2 separate regions of the Homo sapiens genome follow, and region 2 is linked to region 1. Evidence: chromatin loops called from intact Hi-C (ENCODE). Cell type or tissue: HCT116. All regions are shown on one strand. Links, peaks and the distances in the headings refer to the core of each region. The heading gives the core; the rest is flanking DNA. Region 1 has its middle 33 kb from the start of FAM184A. Region 2 overlaps FAM184A (family with sequence similarity 184 member A).

What was found. A loop is a pair of places that touch in the nucleus more often than their neighbours do. Peaks named below come from ENCODE experiments on the same cell type or tissue, not always from the same donor. Only the 100,000 strongest peaks of a DNase experiment are listed, where the experiment ranks them.
Region 2: a loop joins it to region 1, with 8 times the contacts of the local background. A loop is called at or near these places in 106 of 110 quality-filtered maps.

Annotation. Positions count from the first base shown.
Region 1 is chr6:119,107,319-119,116,000 of GRCh38, forward strand. It overlaps a transcript of FAM184A not described here. Among named protein-coding and RNA genes, the nearest start is that of FAM184A, 33 kb to the left of the region's middle. In HCT116, for the core only: a CTCF peak has its summit at 3,615 (motif pointing left); a DNase peak (open chromatin) is centred at 3,623.
Region 2 is chr6:118,958,846-118,967,527 of GRCh38, forward strand. FAM184A (family with sequence similarity 184 member A) reads right to left here. Exons shown (of 18, transcript NM_024581.6): 15 at 7,990-8,107; 16 at 5,822-5,926; 17 at 2,916-3,118; 18 at 918-1,339. The coding sequence ends at 1,258. The region is part of intron 1 of LOC124901389 (a long non-coding RNA gene); the gene reads left to right. Among named protein-coding and RNA genes, the nearest start is that of MCM9, 28 kb to the left of the region's middle. In HCT116, for the core only: no CTCF peak of the experiment used is centred there; a DNase peak (open chromatin) is centred at 4,326.

The DNA of each region.
Region 1 (8,682 bases), core at 286-8,285:
CTAAATATGATGGATTTACTCAGGAATAGAAGTAAAGATTATAATTTGGAGTGCATGGAATGGCAAGCTACCAGTGCATTTATTTGGTGAGGGAAGGGTAAGAGGAGCTTTTATTAGCAAAAAAGAGTCTTACATAAACTGCTTAGAAGCAGAGTTCATTCGGCTGGGCACAGTGGCTCATGCCTGCAATCCCAGCACTTTGGGAGGCCAAGGTGGGCGGATCACCTGAAGTCAGGAGTTCGAGACCAGCCTGGCCAATGTAGTGAAAATAATTTGTCTCTAATAAAAAACCTAAACAAAACAAAATAAATTAGCTGGGCATGGTGGCATGCACCTGTAATTCCAGCTACTCGGGAGGCTGAGGCAGGAGAATTGCTTGAACCTGGGAGGAGGAAGTTGCAGTGAACCGAGATCTCGCCACTGCACTCCAGCCTGGGTGACAGAGTGAGACTTTGTCTCAAAAAAAAAAAAAAAAAAGAAAGAAAAGAACAGAGTTCAGAGTTCATTGGTCCTCAAGTTTCAAAGCCAGAGTTATTGTCAGTTCATTGTTGGAGATGCTGTTGCTGGGCAAGTGTTCCTTGGAGAACTGCTCTTAGTATTCTAAAGAAATTTAAGACATATTTATTAGGTGACAACATTCTTTACAAATATGAACTGAATTGGAATAAAAGGTTAATCAGGTATTGTTCTATGCGTGACTAGGGTTCTCCAGAGAGCAGAATCAGGAATTCTGGTAGTGAGGTTAGAATCTGTGTTTTAATGAGCTCTTCACATAATTCCCAAATTTGAAAGTTTGAGAAGCACTTGTTAGTGTGTGTGTGTGTGTGTGTGTGGTGTGTAGGGTTCTTGTATGGTTGCCATGACATTCATTTTCTTCCTTGTTTGTAGTAAATATGAGTCACTCATCGAGACCTTTTGATGCCTTGATATATGATGGGCAAATTCCCCTTGACACTCTCACCGAATAATTTTTGTTGAATGAGATTGGAGCACCTGTCTGGAGCAGAGTGGAACCATCACCAAGAACTCGAGTCTCTTCTCTCTTCTGAAATGCTGTTAAATAGCCTCTACCCCATCCAGGCTCTATTGAGGTCCTCTGCACTTTAGTTTGCTTCCTCCAAGTCAGCAGCTCTAGAAGGTGGCCAGCACTGGTGGCAATTTTTTTTTTCTTTGCCTCTGCCGAAATTCCATGATGGTGTACTGGGGTTGTCACTCTTAAAAACTTTTTCTTGACTTTTTAAAAGACTGTCTACCTTTTCAAATCATAATCTTCTCTTCAAATTGCAGGGAGTGCCTGCAATCCTCTTCATGGATTGAAAATGACAGTACCCTCTGGAGGTTGGGTTGGTTCCCTCTTTGGAAGGAGTCACCCAGGGATTGATGGATGGAGTTTGATGGAGAGTGAAGAGAGCTGCTGGCTCAGGAGCTGACACTCAGTACAAGCTTGGGTACCTGGGATGCTCCTGGGTTTCCCAACCATTAAAGCTTTGAGTGGAGTTGGGAATGCCTGAGCCAATAATCTCCACGCTCCAGGAAACAGAAGTGACTTCTACTCAACTTCCAAATGTTTTCTTCCTAGCTTTTGAGGGCATCTATGAGTTGACTCAATACTACAAACCTAAATCTACTCCCCACTATTTTCCAAAACAAGTCTTCCTTTCATGCCACAAACAAGCCAAACATCTGCATCCTTTCTTGTCTTTTTTCCTTTCTACTTAGAAAGTTATTTCTTCAATATTCTCTCTTTGTAAATTATCCCTATTCCTATCTCCTCCATGAAACCCTTTCCCAACTATTCTTGGTCTTATTGTTTTCTCAATTTCTGTAGCACTTGTCCTTGAACCATATAATTTAGCCATTAATTACACACTGTGCCACACTATTTGCTCTTATGCTAATGTGTCTTTAGTTTTTTATTCTCCAACTAAATTATAAGTGTCATGAGACATTTCCCATCTCTTACTTTACAAATGTAGAAACCTGTTTAAAGTACACAGAAGAAATTAGAGTCACAGATTTAGACCTGATTTTAGCACTTAAACCTCAGCCTCTCTCACAGTCACTCTCCTGTTTGGTTCCATCCCTTTGGGTGCTCTGATTCTAGAATATTTTCTCCAAGTCTTTCATTTCACTTTTTCTGTGAATCCTTCTCTCTCTCTCTGTCTGTCTCTCTGTCTCTCTCTCAGATGTTGGTAAATGTTCATGTCACTGGATGAATACTTTAGCTATGTATACAGAGCACCAAATGTTCTCACTAAAAAGATATGGATGAGGACAGGATTATCTTGACCTTGTGGCATTTCACAAATGAGTTATTATAACATTGTGGCAAAATCTGACGAATTGAAGCTGTTAATGAACAGAGACTCCCACATTCATGAGGACTTTCATCTTAGAAACTCAGCTCTGCTTTTATTATTTAAAATAGCTCTGCTATTTATTATTTATTATCCTCTTCTCCTACTTCTACTCCTAAATGCCATTCCTTTATTTATGGAAAAGCCTACTAACTCATTACTTTAAATGTTGCGTAATATCTGCCTTAGTATTTTTAGACCTATGTCTGATAAAAATGTAGTTCTGCCCTGCATTTTAGGCACCTTTTCTCAATTAAAAAAGAAGCTAGTATATTTATTGTCTTTATCTTTAAACACACATTTAACTCATCGATGCATCCCAGGGACTATCTATCCATCTCACCTGGGGGTTGGGCGCTGCTTCACCTAACATAAGTCTAAGTATCGTGCTTTAACTCAATAAGGAAATATTTTTCTCGCATAACAGGAAGTGAGAAGTCCTGCTTGAAAGTAAGCAGTCCACCTACAGATGGGTAGCCCAGGGATCCTGGGGCACCTCACCTGGGCCATCATCACCCCAGGCTCCTTTTTCTACTCTGCAGTGCTTAACATGTGCGTTTATTTTCCTGGTGGTCTCATCGTTACAGTATGGCTGTCCCACCTTTAGTTTCCCACCCAGGTTTTTGGTAGGAAGCAACCAAAACAACAATCGAAACACAACAAACACAAGGAAGAACGGGAGGAGCCTGTATCAGGAAAGCAAAACTTTTGATTTCCAGCAGACTTGAGCTTCTATCTCCAGGAAAGAACTGTGGCATACCCTCATCTCGGCTGCAAGAGAGGTGAGGCAATGGAGATTTTTTTTTTAGTTGGGTACACGGTGGCCTAATCAAAATTGGGGTTTTTATTTGTAGGCAAAAAAGTGAAAAGGATATTGGATAGACAACTAGCAGGGTCTATCCCATGGACAAGCCAGAGGCCGTTCCTCATGAATGATGAAGACCTATTTTCAGAGCTTGAAGATGTGGCAAGATTATGAATGTGTGGTTGGCTGAGACATTTCAGGCAAGACTGTGAAAGCTGTGAGCAGAATTTCAAGCACTCAGATACTGATCCACCATTCTTTTATATTTCACAATTAAAGTACTCCTTGTTAGTTAAACCCACACAAATGCTTCCAGCATTTCTTATGTTGAACATAGGCGACCTGGGGAAAAATGTGAATTCCATTCTAAAGAGGCAAAATTTAACGCAGTAAAAAACAGCTATGGTTTTGCCAGACATTGGGTCTAGTTCATGAATATTTGCTGCCACCTGCAGTTTAAACTTGATATTCACTCTGGTCACCACCTGTAACTGAAGTGTGGCCCAGCAAATGAAAAGGAAGGTTGCGATGAGTATCCTCGTCATTGCTGCAGCCTTATGCTTACTTAAAATTGAAGTTTCTATTTGTACATCCCCATTCATAGCAACATTATTTATAAAAGTCAAAGCATGGAAGCAACCCAAGTGTCCCTTGATGGTGAATGGATAAACAAAATATGTTATATACAAACAATATAATATTATTCAGCCTCAAAAAGGAAGTTTTGACACGTTATCACATAGATGAGCCTTGAAGACTTAACTGCAATAAGCCAATTACAAAAAGATAACTAATATATTATTTCACTTATATGAGATTCTCAGAGCACTTAAATTCCCAGAAACAGCAAGTAGAATGGTGATTGACAGGGGCTAGGGAGGAAGAGGGAACGGAGAGTCAGAGTTTAATGGATACAGAGTTTCAGTTGGGGAAGATGAAAAACGGCTGGACGTGGATGGTGGTGATGGTTGCACAAAAATGTGAATGTTCTCAGTGCCCAGAACTGTACATTCAAAAATGGCTAAAATGGCAAAAGATAATTTTTTAAAATGTTGAATTTCCAGGGAAGTGAGGAAGCTGATTCCGTAGACCACAGAAACCCGGCGTATTCCAGTTTATGTTACCATGTAATAATAAGTTGACACTAAGTCTGTTGGGTTTCCCCATTCCTGAAAGAGGTGTCTTGTCTGTTGATGAACAGATTGTCATGTTCTAGTCACAATGCAAATTATTTTGGCGGTGTCGAGAATGCAGCAGTTTAATGTACTACGAAAAATGCATGTAGTAGATTCAGCTGCAGGGAAGGAGGCAAGTTAGGGTAATTTGGGCAACTCATGTTTCTCTATAAAATCCATTTCCTGGCATATAGACTGAATATTTTCATTAAAGAAACAGTTTTCATTAAAGAAACAGAAAAGAGACTGTTTAGTGGCCCTAGAGAAATTGAAAAATTGTTTTCATGGTCTTCTGGTAGTTTTAAAACATAGCAAAGTAACAAGGCCATGTACTGCATATTATTCTATTAAAAACTATGTAATCCCTGATTGTACTTATTCTGGAAAGAAAGCAGGTGGGGACCTCCTATGTCCATGAAATGTGTTATTATTATACATAGAGTGTGGGAATGATCATATTTCTTTTTTCTTTTCTTTCTTTCTTTTTTTTTTTCAGGTGTAGTTTCACTCTTGTTGCCCAGGCTGGAGTGCAATGGCGCAATCTCGGCTCATCACAACCTCCGCCTCCCGGGTTCAAGCAATTCTCCTGCCTCAGCCTCCTCAGTAGCTGGGATTACAGGCACGTTACATGCCCGGCTAATTTTGTATTTTTAGTAGAGACGGGGTTTCTCCATGTTGGTCAAGCTGGTCTCGAACTCCCAACCTCAGGTGATCCGCCTGCCTGGGCCTCCCAAAGTGCTGGGATTACAGGCGAGAGCCACCACGCCTAGCCTTGAATGATCATACTTCAAATTGAACGTGCCATGACTTCCATCCGGGTTAGGTTTAAACCGTTTAGAAAACTCTTGAGATAACATTTTTAGTTTTCTGGCCATTGAAAGTTGAATGGGTTTTAGAGTAGAGCAGTCTCCTTTATCCTTTTCACTTTCAGCTTAATTGATTTCCACCCCCACACTTGCAATTCAGATCGTCAGTGGCTATTACCTGTTATACCCTGAAGAGTGGCCACAGGACAGACATCACTCTACAGAGAAATTGAATTTTATTCTTTTGGAAAATGGACTGCAATCCTGTCTCATAGCTTGAGATAGTCACACTATTTTTTAAAGGAAATGTGTGGAAAAGATAAAAATGAAATTGAGAAAGATAGTTAAAATATGAGGAAAGTTGAAAAAGGATAGATGTGGAATCCAAGGCATCTTTGGAAAACTTCTTTGTGTGGGATAAAGGATGCCTTCTGCGAAGAAAATCAGCAAAATGACCAACTGCCATAAAAGGGCACTTACAGTACATTTTTCCTTGCCTAAATGCTAAGTGGAGCTGCAGAAGGGAGGGGAAGGTTTTACTTCCTGTCTCTCTGGCAGAGGGGAGTGTAGTTGGCTGCCAGTCCCCTTGCTGTTCTCTGGGTCCACACCGCCCCAGTATGGCTGCAGCCACTGACTGAGCATGACAGGGTACTACTGCCAGCCCATTTCTGTGGCATGGCCATTGTGCTCATGGGGCAAGTTTCCTGATCACCATTATCAGATTATTTGACTCAACCCTTTAAAAAAAAATGCTCTCATTATGTTCCTGAAACATTACAACTGTGGCCAGGAAACTCTCTCGCTTGCTCAACCTGCCTCCTAATTTCCCCAGATCTCCCTGGCTCTCAAGGTCCTTCCCCTTCACTGTTTAAATGAGGCCTGGCTGTGTCCTGAGTTACGGGTTGTCATGCAGCTTTCTTAAGTCCCCATTATGACTTGGTGCCTGGATGTGGAGACTTGCTTCCCAGTGATGCTTCTGAAACCAGTTTTCTTCCTTTTTTTTCAACCTCACCACCCCTAATCATGCTTCTTTGAAGCTCATACCATACAACTATAGTTCTCAGTCCCCCCTTATCTGTGGTTTTGCTTTCCAAGGTTTCAGTTACCTGAAGTCAACTGTGGTCTGAAAATAGGTGAGTACAGTACAATAAGATATTGAGAGAGAGAGAGAGAAAGAGAGAGAGAGAGAGACCACATTCACATAACATGTATTATATGCCTGTAATCTCAGCACTTTGGGAGGCCGAGGTGAGTGGATCACTTGAGTTCAGGAGTTCGAGCCAGCCTGGCCAACATGGTGAGACCCCCTGTCTCTACTAAAAATACAAAAATTAGCTGAGCATGGTGGCTCATGACTGTAATCCCAGATACTTGGAAGGCTGAGGCATGAGAACTGCTTGAACCCGGGAGGCAGAGGTTGCGGTGAGCCGAGATCATGCCACTGCACTTCAGCCTGAGTGACAGAGAAACTATGTCTCAAAATAAATAAATAAATAAATCACATTTATTACAGTATATTGTTATAATTTTTCTATTTTATTGTTATTGTTGTTCATCTCTTACGGTGCCTAGTTTATAAATTAAACTTTATCATAGGTATGTATGTATAGGAAAAAGCATAGCATATATAAGGTTCAGCATGATCTGTGGTCTCAGGCAACCACTGGGGGTTTTGGAACTTATCTGCCATGAATAAGGGGTGCCTACACTATCCCATATTGCTATTATCTCTCATTCACAGAACACCTTCCAGGGCAGTGTTTCTCTCCACCTAAAGTTGTCAGATTTGGCAAATAAAAATACAGAATGCCCAGTTAAATTTGATTTTCAGACAAACAGCAAATAGTGTTTTATTTGGCAACCCTCTATTGTCCCTGATTCCTCCCATGAATTTCAGTGCTTCAGTATCCACAGGGATGACCCCACTAACACAGCCTCTGTCACTAGCCTCCTAACCTTCCATGGCTGTATAAAGGAATGGACTTTCCTGCCCTCTGATGTCACCACTTCATAGATTCTTCTCTCTTGTCAATGCTCCTCCAGATATTGCCCCATTTATCTGTTATTTATTTTTTATTTTATCTCATTTATTTATTTTGAGACAGGATCTCACTTTGTCGCCCAGGCTGCAGTGCAGTGGCATGATAACTACTCACTGCAACCGCCACCTCCTGGGCTTAAGTGATCCTCCTGCCTCAGCCTCTAGAGTAGCTGGGACTGCAGGTATATGCCACCATGCCTGGCTAATTGTTGTATTTTATGTAGATATGGGGTTTCACCATGTTGGCCAGGCTGGTCTTGAATGCCTGGGATCAAGCATTGGCCTCCCAAAATGCTAGGATGGCCTTGGCCTCCCAAAATGCTAGGATGACATGAGTGAGCTACTGTGCCTAGCGTTTATTTTGTATATTGAGACAAGGTCTCACTCTGTCTCCCAGGCTGGAGTGCAGTGGCACAATCATAGCTCACTGCAGCCTCAACCTCTTGGACTCAAGCAATCCTCCCACTGCAGCCTTCCGAGTAGCTGGGAGCATTTTTTCAGGTGCTTATTGATCATTTGTATATATTCTTTGGAGAAATATCTATTCAAATCCTTTGCCAATTTTTCAATTTTTAGATAAATATTCACTTAATGTTCCAAATGATTTATAAATTTGTCTTCTTCCAAAATATTTCTGATGGTCTTCATTTTTCCATCAACCATATTTAAACTGGTCACAAAGAAACTGTTTATTCCACAGCTCAAATAAAATTGAATTTTCATATTCCAACAATATTTAAATATAGTTCATTCAATAACCATTTATTAATTATTTTATTTTAGGCACAGAGGAAAGGGAAATAAATAAGATACGGCTCATATGCCTAATAATTCTGTTCTGATCACCCTGCAGAAGTAGGATAGACCCCCATCCGGAACTTGATTCAGATGTCAAGACTGATGATGTGACTGGGCGAGGTGGCTCATGCCCGTAAACCTGGCACTTTGGGAGGCCAAGGCAGGAGGATAGCTTGAGACCAGGAGCTCGAGACCACCATGGGCAAAATAGTGAGATCCTGTCTCTAATTAAAAAATAAAAAATAATTTTAAAAGACTGATGATGCCACACATACATCAAGAAGTTATGAAAGGTTTGTTACTTACATAATGAGGCTTTCTGAGTACAGCAGGTCAAGTTTCCCAAGCTGGTTCAAATGGCTTAAGAGAGCAGGGTATATGGCAGGGTGTGGTGGCTCATGCCTGTAGTCTCAGTACTTTGGGAGGCTGAGGCAGGTGGATCACCTGAGGTCAGGAGTTTGAGACCAGCCTGACCAACATGGTGAAACCCCATCTCTACTAAAAATACAAAAAAAAAAAATAGCCTGGTATGGTGGCACACGCTTGTAGTCCCAGCTACTCGGGAGGCTGAGGCAGGAGAATCACTTGAACCCAGGAGGTGGAGGTTGCAGTGAGCTGAGATGGCGCCACTGCACTCCAGCCTGGGTGACAGAGAAAGACTCCGTCTCAAACACACACACACACACACACACACACACAC
Region 2 (8,682 bases), core at 247-8,246, 150 kb before region 1:
CTAAAGACACAAACAAAGCCCATCTTGACCCTTCCCAGTCTATGACTTTACTTTCTCTTTCCTCTTCCCTGTATTACTAAGTTTTTTTCAAAGAGAAGTTTTTACTCACTGTCTCAACTTCCTTGACTTCCATTTCCTTCTTTCCTAGAATCTGGCTTTTGTTGCCACTGTTACCCTGAATCTGCTTTTGCTAAGACCATCTTGTAGTTGTCAAAGCCAATGGACACTTTTCATTTTTTCCCTTTTCTGACACCCATAGCATTTAACATTGTTGGCTGGCTGCTGGGTCTCTCTGAAACTTTCTTCTTCCAGGACACTATGCTTTTTTGGATCTGTAACTCTACTTCTCATTCTCATTCAAGCCCTGTCTGTTTCTGACATGTTGGTTTCTCCCAAAGTTCTATCCTCAACCCCCTTCCTTGTTGTTCTCATCCACACTTGTGGATTTCTCTATCTCATACATGCCATGTTCCAAAACATCTGTAGCCCAGTCTTTCTTTTCCTGAGCTCCAAACCCCTATGTCTCACTCCCTATTAATTACACCAATTTAGAAAACTATCAAACTGGCCTTTAAGACAAATTAAAATCAAATTGACTATTTATTCTTTACCCAGTGACTTTTGGCCATAAAACATAGTATTAATTATAGATACTAACTGTACTAAAGTTCTAGATCTCAACTATCAAAACTGAAAAAAAAAAAACCACCTAAAAGTCAACAGTATTTTATACACTTGAAAGTCCACAATTTACACAAGCACTTTCATTCTAGCTTTGTAAATTTAGAGAACAATTTAGTTAAAATTACACATTGTACTGGAACAAGAGTTTCTATTTCCCTATCCTGATTCTATTATGATTACTGAAGTCAAATAATTTGATATGACATGATTATAATGCAGTAAAACTTGTTGACAAGTCTTACCTGGAATTAAAAAATATTTAAAAATTAAAGCAAACGTAGAAAAAAATAAAAAGCATTGTTTGATTCTAACAAAATTTATTATGCAGTAATTACAAAGGTTAAAGACTCTTCCATCTCAAATAAAAATAACAGTTATAATTACACACATAATATAGTACCTTATAGAATGATTCCAATAAATATCACAGGAAATACAGTGCATTTTCAAGTTGGAGAGACAAATACTTTCTCATTCACAGTGTTTGACATAGGAAAGCCTATTTACATAACAATCTGTATAAAGTCATGCTCTTAGTAACAGTCTATACAGAGCTGTGCCAACACAATTCTTTCAGAATGTGAAGTACCGGGCAAACCACTCCTGGCGCTGGGGATCTGGAGAAGCCACTGGAGAAGCTTCACTCTGAGCAGGACTGAATTCATAAAAAGAGAGACATGTAACCCAGCATTAAGTCATTTTGCAAAATGAAGGCAAAAGCACATAAAACATCAGCATAGATTACCACAACGGGTTCCCCATGTTGTAAGTCGTGTTTTAAAGATTTGCTACCCCCTCTATACTAGAATCGGTTCTCCACTCCATGAGAGCATAAGAGTGCATCAGCAGCTCAAATGAAGTCAGTTAAGGAGGAGCCACATCACAACAATCACAAAGAACAAAAAACAACTGCAAAAATGTCACCTTCTTTGAATAAAAAATTCAGTAAGAATTGTGGGAAACGAGAGAATAAAATAATGGTCCTCTCTTTCAGCACCTTTTCTCTTTTAGCTGATCGTACAGATGTGTCCTTAAATATAACTAAAGTAACTACTAGTATTTTTTACTATATGCATTTTACATTAAATTTTCATTTCATAATTCCCTATGCAAATACTCCAGGAAAGGGAGAACACTAAAAATATAATTTCCCCCGTTATTGATGTTATATAGTTTATACTTTTCTTAATTCTAACTAAAGATTCTTTGGGCTACTTAAGAAAACAAAAGAATCCCTACCGTCTTTGGGGAAAATTACAAGGCACGCAACAATGTGTAATGGAAACTCCAGTAGTCATGTTCCTTGAGCTCATGCACATGCATCTTACTGATACCTGAACATACCCATGCACAAGGGAAAATAAGCAACACAAAATATTTAGCAGGAGACAAATTCAGAGGTGTATCTGACTAATTTTCATTCTTGCTATTTTTTTTGTTAATCATTAACTATGTCACTAATCACTTAGCCTAAAAAAACCTGCCTACTTTGTAAGACTATTACTAGTGACACTGCTAAGATTTAGTAAGAATAAGAAAAAAAACATAAAGCAGCAAAAAATCAGTAATAGTAAGATGAGCATAAAACAACAGTACTTTCTGACTTTATCTAATGGCTAAATTTCTAATGAAATTTGCATTTCATTCAAAATTTGCTAATACATTTAATCAACAACTGCAAGGTAAAAAATTGGAATGGAAATTTTTAAAATTATTTATTTTTTCTAAATTTAGTTTTTGCATAAGTATATTTAAGTTCCCAGAGTTTACGTATGTTTCTATTTTGACAATAAGCATATATATATATATATTTATAAATAATCTTGGTAAACAAGAAAGGGAAAAAAATAAACATATATAAAAAACAAAAACCACTTAGTAAACAAAAAATTATTTTAAAGTTCTACAATAAGGATGGATTGTTAATTTAAAAATTGGTGACAATACTAAAAATAAAGTAATTGTGCATAATATTAAAATTCTAATGATATAAATTACATTAACACCTCTTCAAGTACTTAGAAAATTGACTGATGACCACAAATTAGAAAAAATCTTTTTAACACAGTCAAAAGGAAGTTCTCTAGAGAGGGGATAAATATACTTTGAAGAAAATATTTCATAGTAATTTTTCTTAGGTTGTTCTTAAAGTAGTGATTTCTGCAATGTAAGAAGGTAAATTTCTCAAGTTAAAAAAGAAAAGAAAAAAACATTGGTGAGACGGGTCTCACCTCAAAAATGTCTTGGGCCCTTTAGGTGGCACTGGCTGTGGAAGTGGTTTGCTGCTGTTGAACTCAATATCGTGGACTGGAGAATTAGGAATGGGATCCAGGCGGTTAGGATGTCCATTGCCCACTCCACCAGATTCCAGAGCACTTAGATTGGGAACACTCACAAACCTGTTTGTTGGTGATTTATCATTCTTCTTCTTTTGCTGCATTAAAAATAATACATGTGAGGATAGTCCCTGCATGAGGACAAATGAGAAAATAGGAATGGTAGAAGATAGAAATTTGGCATGGGAAAATTTTGGAAGCTTTATGTTAAATTAAAATGTTAATTAACCAGTGTTACCCAAACTGTGGTCTGGGAATCCTTGGAGGTATTTTTTATCTACATGGAATCCTCAAAGACAGACATGCTACCAGGGCAGAAAGAATGAGGAAGAAACATTTAGGAGTCATTCACGAGGAATGAGAGAGAAGGTAAAAAGAGTGCCAAGGGGTAAAGAATACCCTTTTGGGAAGAAAAGGGAAAAAGGATTAGGGGAGAGAGCAAGTCTTGCAGATAGAAGGTTAAATGGATTTAGGCTAAAATTAGGAGAAGGGGTAAAGTTAAACATAATTTTAAAAGAGAGTCCATGAAATTTAGCCATCTGTCAAAGGGAGGCAGTTCTTGCCTGGAAAAAAAAAAAGGAATGAGAAAATGCTTGGCAATGTAGTTTGAAACAAATTGCACATTTCTACTAAAGACCTAAAGCTGACTTAAGAGAAATAATCTGGTTTTAAATTCACTGTGACATCTATCTTTCTGAAGAGAGAAAGTTATATCTGCATAATTAAGTCTAATTTCCATATTACTTGGCAGTATCATTAATTGGCTCATATTTTTTAAACTTTAAAGGTTACAAAACAATAGTAATCAGCTGATTTTTTAATGTGTCTTTAAAATTAAGAGATAAAAAGACAAATTCCACTGCAGATTATCAAAATCTATCAGCTTGCAATTCACTAACTTTAGTCTCAAAGTATTTTATTCACATCTCTAGAATCAATGATCATCATCTTGCTATGAGAAATAAAAATTAACATGTTACTAGATATTTAGAATATTCTCATATTTTACTAATTAGATGTATACCAATTAAATTTGTAAGCTTTTTAGGGAAATAACTCGAGTTTGGGAAAAAATGCAATTAATATACAAGATGGAACTTTTATTTTTATTTATCTCATTGTCTAAACATTTTCCTCTGTCATATTCTGTGACTTGTAGAGTCTCTGATGAAAATCCTATTTTAGCATAACCAGAAAAAGAAAATAATAATAATACCTTCCTCAGAACTATTTGTGAAAACTAAAGTCACTATTAGGAGTCAAAAGTAGTTTGAAAGTTCTTACAAAGATGTATCTTTTGCATTTTCTTATTCTAGTCACCAGAGGGCATAATTAAACCTACTTAAGGTTTCTATTTTAAGAAATCAAAAGAATACTGGTAAAGTTCTACAGTAATCATTTTGCAGCTAAAAAATTTAATTCCAATAAAATAAATAAATGAAAAGGAGTATTTTTAGTATATCTTTTTTTCCACAAACCTCATAATCTTGCTTTATAATTAAAATCTTATTTCACCCTAAATTATGAATTAAAAAACTAAAACTAATTATAATTATTCATTCACCAATTATTTACTCAGAGCTTTCTATCTGCCAGGCAGTATTTTAGACTCTGAGATACAGCTACATGCCACTACAGTCATTCTATTTTAGAAAACATTCAAGTTTAAAGTTTGGAACACTTTAACTTGTAAAGGAAGGATAGATTCAGTGTTCTTAATAGAGAAGTTTTACGAGCTGTGAAAGGAAAGGAAAATTTCTGGGTAAAGTCCTAATAAAAATTAGGCATGACGTGAAACTTAATAAAATCTGAATTTGAAAAACAGCTTTGGAACTATCACTTTTATTTATTCTACTACTGATTTCTGCCATAAGATTCATAATTCCTATGAAGCCAATATATATATATATGTATATATATAATCATTTATTCTTTATGACTTCCTTTATTCACAGAATAATTTGTGGTGGCTTATAGGGAATGTGATGAAATTTTGCAACTGAACAAATATTTACTGAATACCTACTATACCCAAAACATGATTGGAGCCATGGGAAGCTAGGGTACAAAGATTTATAAGACTTGGCCATGTCTATTTCAAGGCTCTTCTTTTTGTCCCAAGAGAGTAACAAATATCAAAATAAGTCATACTCAATTTTAATTAAGAACGGTCATAAAGCTGGGCAAAGTGGCATACACCTGCAATCCCATCCACTCGGGAGCTGGAAGCAGGAGGATCGCTTGAGCCCAAGAGTTTGAGACCAGCCTGAGCAACGCAGTGAGACCCCATCTCCAAAACAAAAACAAAAAACCAAACCAAACCAAAAAGAACGGTCAGAAGGCTGAGAGAAGTAAAGCCCTTCTCTGACGATTGGTAGGCAACAAAATACATGTCCAACCCAAGGTCCATTAAGATGTTAGGCCTTAAACCAGGAACAGCTGTTGGGTATCCAGGGCTGGAGTCTCTTTCTGGACCATAAGCAGAAGATTGTGAACAATAAGAAAACAACAAGAAATAGTCTTAAGCAGAGTCAGAAGGTTAGTTTTCTTCAGAAATATGAAAAAAAGGTAGAATCAAGTTTTATAATATTGGTAAAATATATTTAAAGGAATATGAGTAGTATTCAGTTTCATTCTTAAAATGAACATATAAATAATTCATAAGTTTTAGTGCTAGATTATTAAATAGAAGAAAACATTTTTTGGGAGCTTTATCTAACTATGCTGCTCCAAATATTTTCACCAAATTTTTAACCAACTTTTAAACCACATTCCTATTCTACAGTGTTTACGGCACATACCTTAGCCAATGGATTAATAACACCAACAGTAGGACTTGAGTTAAACACTTTGTTGAAGTTAGTTTCTCGATTGACTAATTCCAGCTGATAAAACTTATTATCCTCCTATGCAAAAGAATTATAAACATCTTTTAAATATTTTCTATGGAATATTTTAAAAACATAAATGTATAAACGCCATTTCATTTAAAATTTACTATAAAACCTGAATGAAGATTTAGATACTTTGTTTAAAGATTTCTTGACATGATTGCTGCTGTCTTAAGGAATGTTGGGGGATAAGTTTTCAACACCTTTTAAACCCCATACCCGAGCACTTGACCCTTTTCCTTCAAAAGTGGACCTAAATGTTTTATTTGGTCCTAGCTGTTTCACAGGGCTGACTATGCAGTTTGGGCAGGTTTACAACTTACATTCATGGGGCTCTGGGCATGACTGAATTGTTTCCACAGATAAGGATGAAACTATATCATTAATCTTTATTTCCATTTCTTTTTATAGGCATGTGCCACCATACCCAGCTAAGTTTTTTTTGTTTGTTTTTTTTTTTTTTTTGGTGTGTGTAGAGGTAGGGTCTCACTACATCATCCAGGTTGGACTCAAACTCCTAGCCTCAAGCAATCCTCTGGCTTCGGCCTCCCAAAGTGCTGGGATTATAAGCATGAGCCATCATATCCGGCCTCATTATTCTTCAGTACTGTAAATAGATTCGATTGCATCTAATATGAGATATTAATCTATGATAGCAATGGTAATCAAAGAACAGGGAAAAAGTGATTGCCCACATAGAGATAAAACCTTTACCTTTGGCTTCACCAACAAGATGTTCTAATTGAGTAAGCAGAATGTGGGAAGGCCATAAGTAAATACAACAGTGTGTGGGAGAATGCAGGGCTGTGCTCTAGCAGAACTACATTCTAGTGAAATCTAGTAGAATTCTTTATGCCTCTCTTAGTCACCACTGTCATTCAAATCACTAATCTTGACCTATGTGCCTCACAGTCCACGGAATCAGGCTGTTGTGGAAGGAGTATGGAACAACCCTTGCCTACAATCCTGGCTCTTCCCTGGTGAGCTGTGCTGCTTTCGAAAGTTGCTTTACTGTATTTGCTGTGAGGACAAAATACAATTATAACACCTCCTCAGTAAGAACTGGGAATTAATAGCTATTTATATGGAACAGAGTTTCAATACATTTACTATGCTTGCTGATTTCATGTGTGAAATATAATTTTCCATGAGTCTGCTGCTACCAGATGCAGCAATCTATAAGGCCTGTGCTCATGTTCACAATATGTAGAAAATTGGGTGGCTGGTGGATTGAAGCAGCACACACTCATCTCTCCAAAGCCTGCTCCTGGATTCTACCTGTGATCCCCAATCTGCTACCTGTTGCTTTCAGCAGGAACTTCTAGTCTCAGACAACAGGCTGCCTCTCCTAAATGCAAACAGAGATGCATTAAGGAAAAAGGACTTCAGAAATACATGTTGCTCTTATGCTCTTTTTGCATGCTAAAGTCCAAAGTCTTCAGCTGAAGATATGAATGGTTAAAGAGTATATTCATTGTTAAATCCGTATTTTCTTAGCTGATAAACTTCAGAGCCATTAAGAACCCAGTGTTACTGACTTTCCAAGAGAGAACCTCAGTGTTACTGACCGTCCAAGAGAAAGCATGCAACTTTTCTGTGGCTAGATTATGGAACATTTTTTTTCTATAGAGTAAAAATTTTGGATTAGTGTTTGCTAGGACACATTTTAGGAAATCAATATGCTCAACCTGTTAGTGTACAATACAGGCTAATGCATGAATGTGCTGGCTTTTCTTTGCTAGCCAATCCTAATACTACATGTGCAACACACATACATACACACACTTCAATGGTATATTAATTGTATACTGGCAGTGACATATTATTAAACATTCAATATGTATCAAAAAGACTTTCTTTTAAAAAAAATGAAAGACGTACAATTCCCTTACCCTAATGCCAAATTTAAATTTTAAAAATTACTTTATTCATAAACATTTCAATGAACTTTCAATCACAATGCACATGTTCTGTGTTTTCTATTTTCACTTAGCATTACTTAAAAAGATTGTCCCATATTTTCCCAATCAATATCTATTGATTACTAACATGGTTAGACTAAAACCAAAATATCTTACAATTAGTTTCTTTATGATCTGGTCTCTTTCTGTAAGCATGGCTTTTAATTCTGTAATCATCTGTATATCTTCTGGTTTTGATTCTCTCATTAGATATTTTTCTTCCATTTCTTCTAATCTGAAAACAAGAAAGACTTTAGCTCATTGATATCACTCAGATACATTCTTCTGTAATACCTACATTAAAAAAATTAGTCTAGTTGAACACACACAAAAATCTGAAACAAAACTTCTTTTTTCCTTAAAACTTTTAAGCATAATGACATGACTGCTTCAAGAGCAGTAGTTGCATTAAAGGAGTTAAAGGGGTAGATGGTACTATGAAAGGCTTTGCAGGTTACTTCTGAAGAAGTCACTCATTTTAAGTCATTCCAGAGTATTTGGAGAAAAGGTGAGCAGTATCTGGAGATAAGCTCTGCAGAAGAAATTATATGTTGAATGATACTAACCTGACAAATAACAGGTTTGATACTAGAAAGGCAGGCTCACTATTACAAGTGCTTATCACAATACAATACTGTGTGATAACACAAGGCTTGGTAACATATAAAAAGGACAAGAAACAAATACAGATGAAAGCAAAACAAAGGACACACATGTATGACGTCATTTTTTCCTGGTTTATAGAAAAGAAAGTTTAAAAATTCTATATTATCAGCCAATACATACAAACTGAAAAAAAGTTTCATCAGG